Regions from separate parts of the Mus musculus genome. Here region 2 is linked to region 1. A link is a loop called in an ENCODE intact Hi-C map of the cell type or tissue named here. Cell type or tissue: heart. All regions are shown on one strand.

Evidence for each region. A loop is a pair of places that touch in the nucleus more often than their neighbours do. Peaks named below come from ENCODE experiments on the same cell type or tissue, not always from the same donor. Only the 100,000 strongest peaks of a DNase experiment are listed, where the experiment ranks them.
Region 2: it touches region 1 in a loop (8-fold over the local background); 5 of 42 quality-filtered maps call a loop at or near these places.

The regions. Positions count from the first base shown.
Region 1 is chr2:122,465,596-122,470,595 of GRCm38, reverse strand. It overlaps the pseudogene Bambi-ps1. Among named protein-coding and RNA genes, the nearest start is that of Slc28a2b, 17 kb to the left of the region's middle. In heart, CTCF peaks have their summits at 2,464 and 2,663 (motif pointing right); a DNase peak (open chromatin) is centred at 2,755; H3K4me3 peaks cover 1,347 bases; H3K27ac peaks cover 1,038 bases.
Region 2 is chr2:122,346,312-122,351,311 of GRCm38, reverse strand. Duox1 (dual oxidase 1) reads right to left here. Exons shown (of 33, transcript NM_001099297.1): 31 at 4,909-5,000; 32 at 4,686-4,814; 33 at 3,340-4,042. The coding sequence ends at 3,920. It overlaps Shf (Src homology 2 domain containing F), which reads left to right. Exons shown (of 7, transcript NM_001374011.1): 7 at 1,773-2,420. The coding sequence ends at 1,959. Among named protein-coding and RNA genes, the nearest start is that of Shf, 20 kb to the left of the region's middle. In heart, CTCF peaks have their summits at 2,489 and 2,693 (motif pointing left); DNase peaks (open chromatin) are centred at 2,351 and 2,621; H3K4me3 peaks cover 2,087 bases; H3K27ac peaks cover 2,452 bases.

The DNA of each region.
Region 1 (5,000 bases):
CCAAGGACTGCCCATTGGACTTAGATTACACAAACCTTCTCCCCATCAAACTGGAAAACATAGTAACCACTACTTGGAAATAAAACTCACTAAAGGGCTGGGCGTGGTGGCGCACGCCTTTAATCCCAGCACTCGGGAGGCAGAGGCAGGCGGATTTCTGAGTTCGAGGCCAGCCTGGTCTACAAAGTGAGTTCCAGGACAGCCAGGGCTACACAGAGAAACCCTGTCTCAAAAAACCAAAAAAAAAAAAAAAAAAAAAAAAAGCCTCACTAAAAGATGTGTATGTGTCTGGTTCCCACAAAAGCCACCGGTGTCAGATCCCTCTGGAACTGGAATTATAAATGGTTGTGAGCAGTGATGTGGGATCTGGGAACAGAACTTAGGTCATTTGGAAGACAGGCAGTACTCTTGACCACTGAACAGTCTTCCCAGCGCCCTTCTTCCTGCTTCCTTATATCTGGGATGCCACTAGAAGGGGATGTCAACATTAAAAATGTGTCTTCCCTCTTCAAATAATCCAGACAAGAAAATTCCTCACAGGTGTGCCTAGCTTCTTGCCTTTAAAAAAAAATGTTGATTCCATATCCAATCAAGTTGACACCCAATATTAACCGTTAGAAACCTGCCCCTTGTCAAATTGATACCCACTCACCTGTCTTTATGTCATGCTTAATTCCCAAATGAGAACAATAGCAAAGTCATAATTCTGCCTAGCATGATATAACTGTCTCACATAAAACCATAAGCACATTATTTCTTTTCTTCCATAATATGTGGCAAAGTTGCTTAGGGAACATTTAGTGTCTTGGTGTCACATACCCTGAATATGATACAATACATTTACAACACTTAATGTCTGATATACTAAATGTAAAACAGGGGTCTAGAGAGATGGCTCAGTGACTAAGAGTACTTTCTGCTCTTGAAGATCAGAATCCAGTCCTTAGCATCCACATCAATGTGCTTACACTCACCTGTAACCCCAGCTCCAGTGGATCTGAAATCCTCCCCCTCACCACACATGGGCATACTCACACAGACATACCCACATAGGGAGTGGAAACTTTTGGGGTTTTGTAAAGTCAGTTATGTCCAAGGATGTTTTTCTGAAGTAGACACAGGTGAAAGGATGTTTTGCTAAGGCAGACACATGAATGTTTTTGCTAAGGCAGACACAGGTGAAAGGATGTTTTGCTAAAGCAAATACATGAAAAGACAAGTGATAAAAGATTTTTCACTAAGGACACACTTGTATTCGTTTGCCTTACGTTGTGTCGCTGAGTTCCATTTGTGGTAATGCATAGGAAAAAACTTGCCAAAGAACTTCTCATGAGGTTCTGGAGGCTTCTTGCCACTTCTGAGGACTTGGACTGATTGGTAGAGTGATGTCAGCTGATACAGACTCACTTAGGGTTTTACTAAGACAGACTCGTGTGGTGAAGCACGACCCATGGGAAGACACTTGATATTTTGAGAGAGTATATATAGGATTCAATAGACAGTGATGGTGGGCTCGCATAGCTAGCTTTGCAACACTTCTTGGTCTTGGGTCTTTGTCTTTGCTGATCTTCACTTTGTTGAGTGCTAAGAACTTTTCCTGTTGTCCCTGCCGGTCCTAATTGCTTCTCCTGACTCGTGCCTATTCAGTGGAGTCCTGTTTATAGTAGGCTGTGTCACTGCTGCCGATTTGCGTTTACTAACCCAGCACCACTGAACTAGACTACCAGTATATTTGTAAAGGATTTTGCAAGTGGATCAAGCTGCCACTTCTGATTCCTGCAAACTAAACTGCTGATTTCCTGACAAAGCACATTAGATTTGCTCCAAAGAACGATTTCTAAACAGGTACACTTCCCCTATATACTAATAACATTTCTTCTCTACTACCTAAGATGGAGGTGGGCTACAGAGGAGGTTAAAACATTTAAAAACCATTATTAAATTAGGCTTTTAAATTTTTAAGCCAACATATAAATATAAATTTTAAAATAAAGACATTTCTTTACGTGATAAATACAGGTGGGCGGGAAAATGTTTCAGTGGAAAAGGCATTTGCCAGCATACAGATGACCTGAGTTCAAACAGTAGGAAGCACATGGAAGTCTTTCAGGTTGTTCTCTGTCCTTAAAATGTGCTCTGTGCTGCATGTACACACACACACACACACACACACAGAGAGAGAGAGAGAGAGAGAGAGAGAGAGAGAGAGAGAGAGAGAGAGAGAGAGAGAGAGAGAGAGAGAGAGAGAGAGAGAGAGAGAGAAGAGGAGTTCAATGTGATAAAATCTAAACATAAAAAATGTTGAGGGGGGACTTTTGAGATTGCATTGAAAATGTAAACGAGGAAAATACCTAATTAAAAAAAATGTTGAGGATACTGGTCGCAAGGCAGCTGGCTCAGGTTGGATGAGCCCTAGGGAGCCAGCAGAGAGCCAGCAGCCCCTTCTTGGCTATGTGCACCCTACTTCTCATCGGCCACGCGCGCGGGCAGACCCCAAGCCCATTGGTCCGTCGTGGTGGTGGTGGTGGTGGTGGGGTTTCAGGTGGGACAAAAGCGAAGCCACGTGCTGGAGGCCGCTGACCAGAGACTGAGCAGTGAGGGTCACACAACTCTGGGCTGGGCTCTGCGGCGCATCTGCGGCTGCTCGCGCAGGCGTCCGCTAGGGGGAGTCGACAGTGCCCAACCCAGGTAGGAGCCAGCGGGAGCGGGTCAGCGGGTCGGTCTCAGCCCGCGTCTGGCCCCGCCCCCTGCTGCTGGGCCCCAGGGCTAGAGGCGTCGGCCAATCGGAGAGTGGAGGTGGGGCATAGAGCCGGGCCCTGGCGCTATTTACCCCTCTCGGCTCCAATTCCCCTCTCCTGTTCCTGTCTTTTGCACTGGCTGGCAGAGCAAGAGGACGACGGCCGGGGAGCGCGCGCGAGGGACCCGGAATGGGTCCTCGGTAGTCTTAGTTCCGCTCAATGCTCAGGCCCTCGCCCCGACAATGACAGCGCCCGGGCTCAAGTGCGGCGCGCCCGGAGGTCATAGTGAAGCCGCGCCTGGCTCCAGGATCGAAGGGAGCGCGAGACATCAATGGACATCACTCCAGATCCTTCTTCATCTGGCTGCAGCTGGAGCTCTGCACCAAGGCTGTGCTGCTCACCACAGGAGAGATCAGATGCTACTATGATGATGCTCGCTGTGTGGCAACAGGTTATATGTGTAAGTCTGAGCTTAGTGCTTGCTTCTCCAGACATCTCGATCCTCAGGACACCAATTCCCCACTCATCCACAGCTGTCTGGACTTACATGCAAGCACAGCACAGACATCTGCGAAGACAAGCAGGCCCTAAACCACTCTGGCCCTGCCATGCCCACTTTGGAATGCTGTCACGAAAACATGTGCAATTCCCGAGGACTGCATGAAGTCCTCTCTCCTCCCAAGAGCGAAGCCTCAGGACAAGGAAACCAGTATCAGCATGACAGCAGCAGAAAACTCATCACTAGGATGCAGGAGCTGACTTCCTTCAAAGAACTGTGGTTTGGCGCAGCTGTGATCGCTGGCGGACTGATCTTGTGCTGCTGCCTTACTGTTTTGTTGGCCTTGCGAGTGCTTCAAAGTAAGAACAAGAGACTGCAGGATCGGTGGCAGCAGATGCTGTCCTGTTTGCACTACAGCTTTCACCGCGGTGGCTTTCCTAGATCTGAGATACAAAGCTTAAATTTGAAGAGATCACCAGTGTAATCAACTAGAGAAAGTACCCAAGGAGGAACAACAATATGAAATAACCAGTACCCCCCAGAACTGTGTCTCTAGTTGCATATGTAGCAGAGGATGGCCTAGTTGGCTATCAATGAGAGGAGAGGCCCTTGGTCCTGCGAAGATCATATGCCCCAGTACAGGGGAATGCCAGGGCCAAGAAGCATTAGTGGATGGGTTGGGGAGCAGGAGGGGGGGATGGTAGAGGGGACTTTCGGGATAGCATTTGAAATGTAAATGAAGAAAATATCTAATAAAAAAAGAAATGAAAATTGGCAATTGGATGTGTTTCATTTTATAGAGTTTGGTAAACTGTAATATGTTTATCATACTATAGACACATATTCAGTATTTTAATGAGCAACTGCTTTGTGTTCTGAAAAGACTGATTCTGCCATTATAATTTATTAACATCTATAGCAATTATGGAGATATCTATACAAATCATGACTGACAATGCGATAGCATATGTCTCTGGAAAAATGGAACAACTTTTGCATATTATAATATAAAGCTAACTATGGGTGTACCTCAGTTTTTTACAGGACAAGCAGTTATAGAGAGATCCAATTGTACTTTAAAAGAGATTCTTAACAAACAGAAATGGGTAACAAAGATTCCCAGAGTACATACAGATAGATTACACAGTGCATTATTGACTTTAAATGTCTTGATGCTAATGAACAAAAAACAACAGCTGCTAAGAAACATTGTACTATGGAAAAGCCTGCTGAGCTTAATCGGCCTGTATATACTAAGAATGTCATTATATCTGAATACAGGGAAGGAAATTATTAGCTAGGGGAAAGGCTTTATATATGTTTCTACAGAAAAAAAAAAACCTGTGGATTTGATCCAAATTGATAAAAATCTGATATGACAGGGAGAGACTCCTGAAGATCTTGACTATAGACAGGAAGAAAGAAATTAACAAGATCAACAAGGCAGATAATATGTACCTTGTTGCTTCTACATCTCTGAGACTGGCTGAGACTTAAAAATCTATATTTAGCTATAGTGGTTTGAATGTGCTTGGCCCAGGGAGTGTCACTATTTGGAGGTGTGGCCCTGTTGGAGAAGGTGTGGCCTTTTTGGAGAAAGTGTGTCACTGTGGGCATAGGATTTAAAACCCTCCTCCTAGCTGACTAGAAGCCAGTCTTCTCCTAGCAACCTTCAGATGAAGAAGTAGAACTCTCAGCTCCTCCTGTGCCATGCCTGCCTGGATGCTGCCATGCTCCCTCCTTGATGATAATGGACTGAACCT
Region 2 (5,000 bases), 120 kb after region 1:
GTTACAGACCCAGGGCTTGGCAAACCAGGCCAGTGGCAGTCTGGACAATTGCTGGGTGCCTCACCCCCATACTTTCTAAAGTGGGGAGCATTTGAGAGCAGGCTAGAGCTTTGCACATTGGGTCTCTGACTGGAGGGTAGGGGCTAGCTAATGCTGACTTCCTGGGTTCAGGGGATGGGAGAGGCAGTGGAAGGTGTTCTCAGAGTTTTGAGGTACAGGTTAAAGCTGTCCAGTGTCTCACTGTTGCCCTCAACAGCCTGAGTTCCCTCCAGGGTTTTAGGGATCTCAGCTCAGGCCAAACCAGGATTGATGGCCTGAAAGAGTTTCAGGACCAGCCAATTTATGAAGCAAACTTGGAGGGTTTTGTTTTGGTTTTGGTTTTTGGTTTTTTTTGTTGTTGTTGTTGTTTTTGTTTTTGTTTTTGTTTTTGTTTTTCGAGACAGGGTTTCTCAGTATAGCCCTGGCTGTGCTGGAACTCACTCTGTAGACCAGGCTGGCCTTAAACTCAGAAATCCGCCTGCTTCTGCCTCTGGAGTGCTGGAATTAAAGGAGTGCGCCACCACGCCCGACTTTGGGGTTTTTTTATTAAAGTTATTTTAGTATATAGTTAAGCATGAGGATTAAGAGACAAAGACGGCTCAGAAGAAAATAAGATAGAGTCACATGTGAGCACCGTACCTAAAGGGAGAGGGAGCAGCCTCACCTCTTTGCTCTCTTTTGTTCTTACTGTAGCCATATACGGGATCTGGGTTGGGTCTGACTGTCTTATCACTGGTGGGCTCTTGATAGGACTACTATCACTAAGGTAAAAGTTTAATCCCTGGGAACACAGGAAGGCGGGACAGCTTTGCTGTAGAAAGGGCTTGTTTCGCCCCACAAATTTCAACCAAACTATAGTATAGGAAAAAGAATGAGCCCCTCCACAAGGTCATACACACTCAGGCCTTAAGACCTGCTCAACATAAAATCTTTGTATTTAAAAGACGTATTAAGTCTGTGTCAGCCGCCTTTGCCGCAGATGTCGGTTGTGCTGGAACTGCTTGCTTCTTCTCTGATGGAAAGAGGTTGCAATCAGACTCCAGGCTGGGGGGCTCCCATGCCCTCTCATCTCACCTCCACACCATAATTCCTTTGTCTGTCCTACCCAACTCTGGGTAGGTAATGCTAACCGAGTCTCCAGATGATGTCACTCCAGGCCTAAGGGCTGGCTGGCTGGACTGAGAGGGTCTGACTTGGTGTAAGACCCACAGACTGGTGCTGCCATATAGCTCAAGAAGGGGAAACTGAGCATAAGGCCGGGCTGTAGTCAGTTGCTAAGGTGCTGGCTAGTCTGTCCAAAGCCCTGGGTTCTGGGCTCAGTACCCCATACACTGGCATACACCTATAATTAAGAGGTGGAGACACAGACTAGCCTGACCTGTATGAATCGGTCTCAAAAGTCCAGGTAGGGTTAAACTGGCCTTAGCCAAAGGCTATGGGCTAGGGTCACAGAATTGGAGGGTGCGGGGCACCCCACTTTCCACCAGCACACACCCTGTATACTCACCACACACACATTCTTGGTACAATGAGCGTCCTCACCACAAAGCCAGTGCCTCATGCTACCTACTCAACCCTCTCCTCTCCTCCCCTCCCCTCCCCTCCCCCACCATCCCGTCTCTGTCCACCTCCCACTTGAAGCTGGCTTTGGAATCACACTTGCTGGGAGAGTCGGGGTAGAAGTAGGGGACTGAGGAGAACCCCTGGTCACCGGGATCTCTTTCTCTTCCTAGGAGCAGTCAGGGCTTCATGCACATGAAGCTGTCCCGGACTAAGGAACACAAGTATGTGTTGGGCCAGAACAGCCCACCCTTCAGCAGCGTCCCTGAAATCGTGCACCACTATGCCAGCCGCAAGCTGCCCATTAAGGGAGCGGAACACATGTCCCTGCTCTACCCTGTGGCCATCCGGACTCTGTAGATGTGAGACCAGGGCACTATGATAGACCTGGACCCAGTCCTTGTCACCTGCACGGGGGCAGCGGTTCTTACCAAGGACATGATGTCAGAAACCTGGCTTCCCCTTGTCCTAGGATCTAGCAGGCGCTGAAGATTCCTTAATTTATTATAAAGGGGAGGGAATCCTGGGCCTTGGAATAAAGGGACTGTGTGGAGCTGGGCACCGAGGAGAGCCTGAGGAGGAAGGGGTCTCCCCGCCCCAGTCAGACACTAGGGAGGGAGTGGCGACCTCCCTCCCGCACCACCCACCCTCCGCATCCTCCCTTCTCCCCGTCCCCAGCGGGCCGCCCGGGCTCCGGGCCAGAGGCTCGGCCAGGCAGAGCTGCGGCTGCCGGCGCCGCCCAGGGGCTGCCGGGAGGGGGCGGGGAGCGAGCCCGACTATAAATTGAGGCTGGAGCCGACGCCGGCCGCCTGCGAAAAGCACTTTCCGAGCATCCACTCGCTTCCTTTGACCAAACACCTCACGCCGGGCAGGGGGCGTCCAGGCCGCGTCGCTCCTGCCATTGCTCCCGAGCGAGCCCGGCTTCCCGCCAGCAGCGAGCGGTTTGTCTGGGAGGCGCCGAGAGACAAAGAGGCAGCGCGCCAGGCTGACGGCGCGGATGGCGCTGCCACGCGGGCGGGAGGCGCGCTTCCCTGAGGCGGCGCGCTCCCGCTCCTGGCTGGCTGGCTGGGCGCGCCGTGTCCCTTTCCCTTAGCTCCCTCTGGTGGCCGGGTCTGGGGCCACGCACCTCAGCCGACCCCCGTGGGTCCGGGGCCTTCCCGCTGCTCCACAGACAGGTTCTGTGGGAGCCAGACGCCCTCGGGACGGTTGTCCTCTTAGGACAACCTGAGGCCCCTTGCTTGCCTCAACCCAAGCCCGCGGTGCATTAGCGCTGATTAGAATCAGTTGGGAATTTCTCCAAAGTGAGGATGTGTGATCTGAGAAACGAGGTATTCCGAATAGATCATTTGGCATTGGGCACCTTTTCAGAAACTCTCTGAAGGTTGCTCTGCCTTTGAATGATAGGAAGAGGACCCACCATTTTGCACCTGAGAAAACAGGCCTAGAGGGGTTAGGAGACATCTATCTCCTCATGCTGCCTGGAAGACCTTGTCTCAGGGCAGAGCTAGAATAGCTGATGCCCTGGAGGAAGCCAGGCCGACTGCAGCTCCCTGAGGACTCCTCTCTGTCCTTGTGATCCGCTGTCAGCAGCCTAACACCAGAGTGAGGAAGGGCTTTTCAGTCTTCGCTGCTTTTATTCAGTAGATACTGGAGAGATGCCTGGACCACCGTGGCAAAGCCCACTGGGTGGATGATTTCCTTAGCTCCACCTTGACCTAAGGCAGCAAAAAAGAAACTCCAAAGGGGGAAACACCGTTTATTTGCAAAACAGACCACTAGAAGAGGGAGATGGGGCTGAGGGGCACTGCTCCAGGCGGTTAGTGGGCACAGAAAGGTCTGACTACATTTTACATTTTGAGAGATCAGTTGTTCAGTTAGGCTGGTCCTGAGGGTTTCTGTAAGTTGCCCCTGGCTACTCTAAGACATCTCCCAACCATTTTGAAGAGAGGAAGAACACAGTGAAGAGGACTTGAAGACGCCAGCATCCATACTATCACTCAGACTCACTTTCAAAAACTTGACAGGTTGTCTACTGTCAAGTTTTTGCTTAATTCTCACTTTGTCTCAACCCAAAAGCTCCCCTACTTCTGAACCTATAGTTCTTAAACAGTGCTCCTTCGACAAACTCAAGACACATTCTGGCCCTAGAGATCTCTGAGCCTACACATGATGCCTGAGCGAGGCTACTTGGACCAACCAAGTTGGCAGGTGGGAAGGGCCAAGGCTGAGGTGGCCAGAAATGAGTACTGGGTTAAGGCACAGGCCAAAGCCCCTGCTGTCCCAGCAGGGCAGTAGTGGGCATAGTTGCTGGGCAGGAGGCCTAGAAGTTCTCATAATGGTGAGAAAAATGAGTCCTGTCCTGCCTGTTGATGAGCTGACAAGCCTTCTCCACATTCTTGGTCATGCCAGGGGGACCACAGCTAAATACTCCAATCTTTCGGACCTGTTGAAGGAGGAAGAGCCAAAGATGAACATATTTACTGGTAGAGCTGGATCAGTATTCAAAACAGTAGCCAGGTTCATGTTCCTGGTGCAGGTTAGCTTTATGGTCCTATTAAAGACCATCCAGTGTTCACACTCAAGGTTTATTTTATACCGTGTATGGTGAGGGCTGGCTCACTGTAAGTCTAGCTCAATTTTGTAAGTGCTAGGTCAGTGTAAAAGGACCAACTGAGTCAATGTTCAAATTGAGGGACAGCCTGGTGTATAAGTTATCTGCAGCCAGCCCACTCACTGTTCATGGCGAAAACTAGTTCCACATCCACGGGGAGAGCTGGCTTAGTATTAATGGTGAGTATAGCCCTGACTGTATAGTAAGGAATATTTCTATTACTGAGCTCTTCTGTTTTGGTGGATGAACTTAGACTTCAGAGTTGGCAGATCTCTGTTCCCTTCATCCGTCTTTCCTTCCTTCCTACCTTAGGGTGGCCCTCCATCTATGTTTCTCCAGTCTGTAACATACCAGTCTCCCAAGAGATGACTTCTCAGCAGTAACCAGTTGTTTCCTTGATAGACTAGGATTGAGAGCTTTGCTCAGTCCTCGGGTGATCAAAGGAGCCGAGAACTAAGATATGAAGTAGACTTACTTGGGGGTGGACTTCCTGCAGAGAGTTGAAAAAGGGCTCAAAGGGAGGGCGACCAAAGTGGGTGATGGAGCGCAGGCCCGTGAACAGACTCCTGTTCAGCACCTTCTGGAAGTGCCGCTCACAGATGTACTGGCAAATGAAATGGGGGAGGAAGGCCATTGCTAGGAACAACCCTTGGCCCTGGGAGTGGCCCTCCTGCCATGCCTGGCTTGCCCTGACCTACCAGCATGGTGGTCCTGAGGTCGAACTTCTCAGCCAGCTGAGTAATATAGATGTGCACAGACACCAGGTCCTGGCGGTCATTCTCCTCCACCT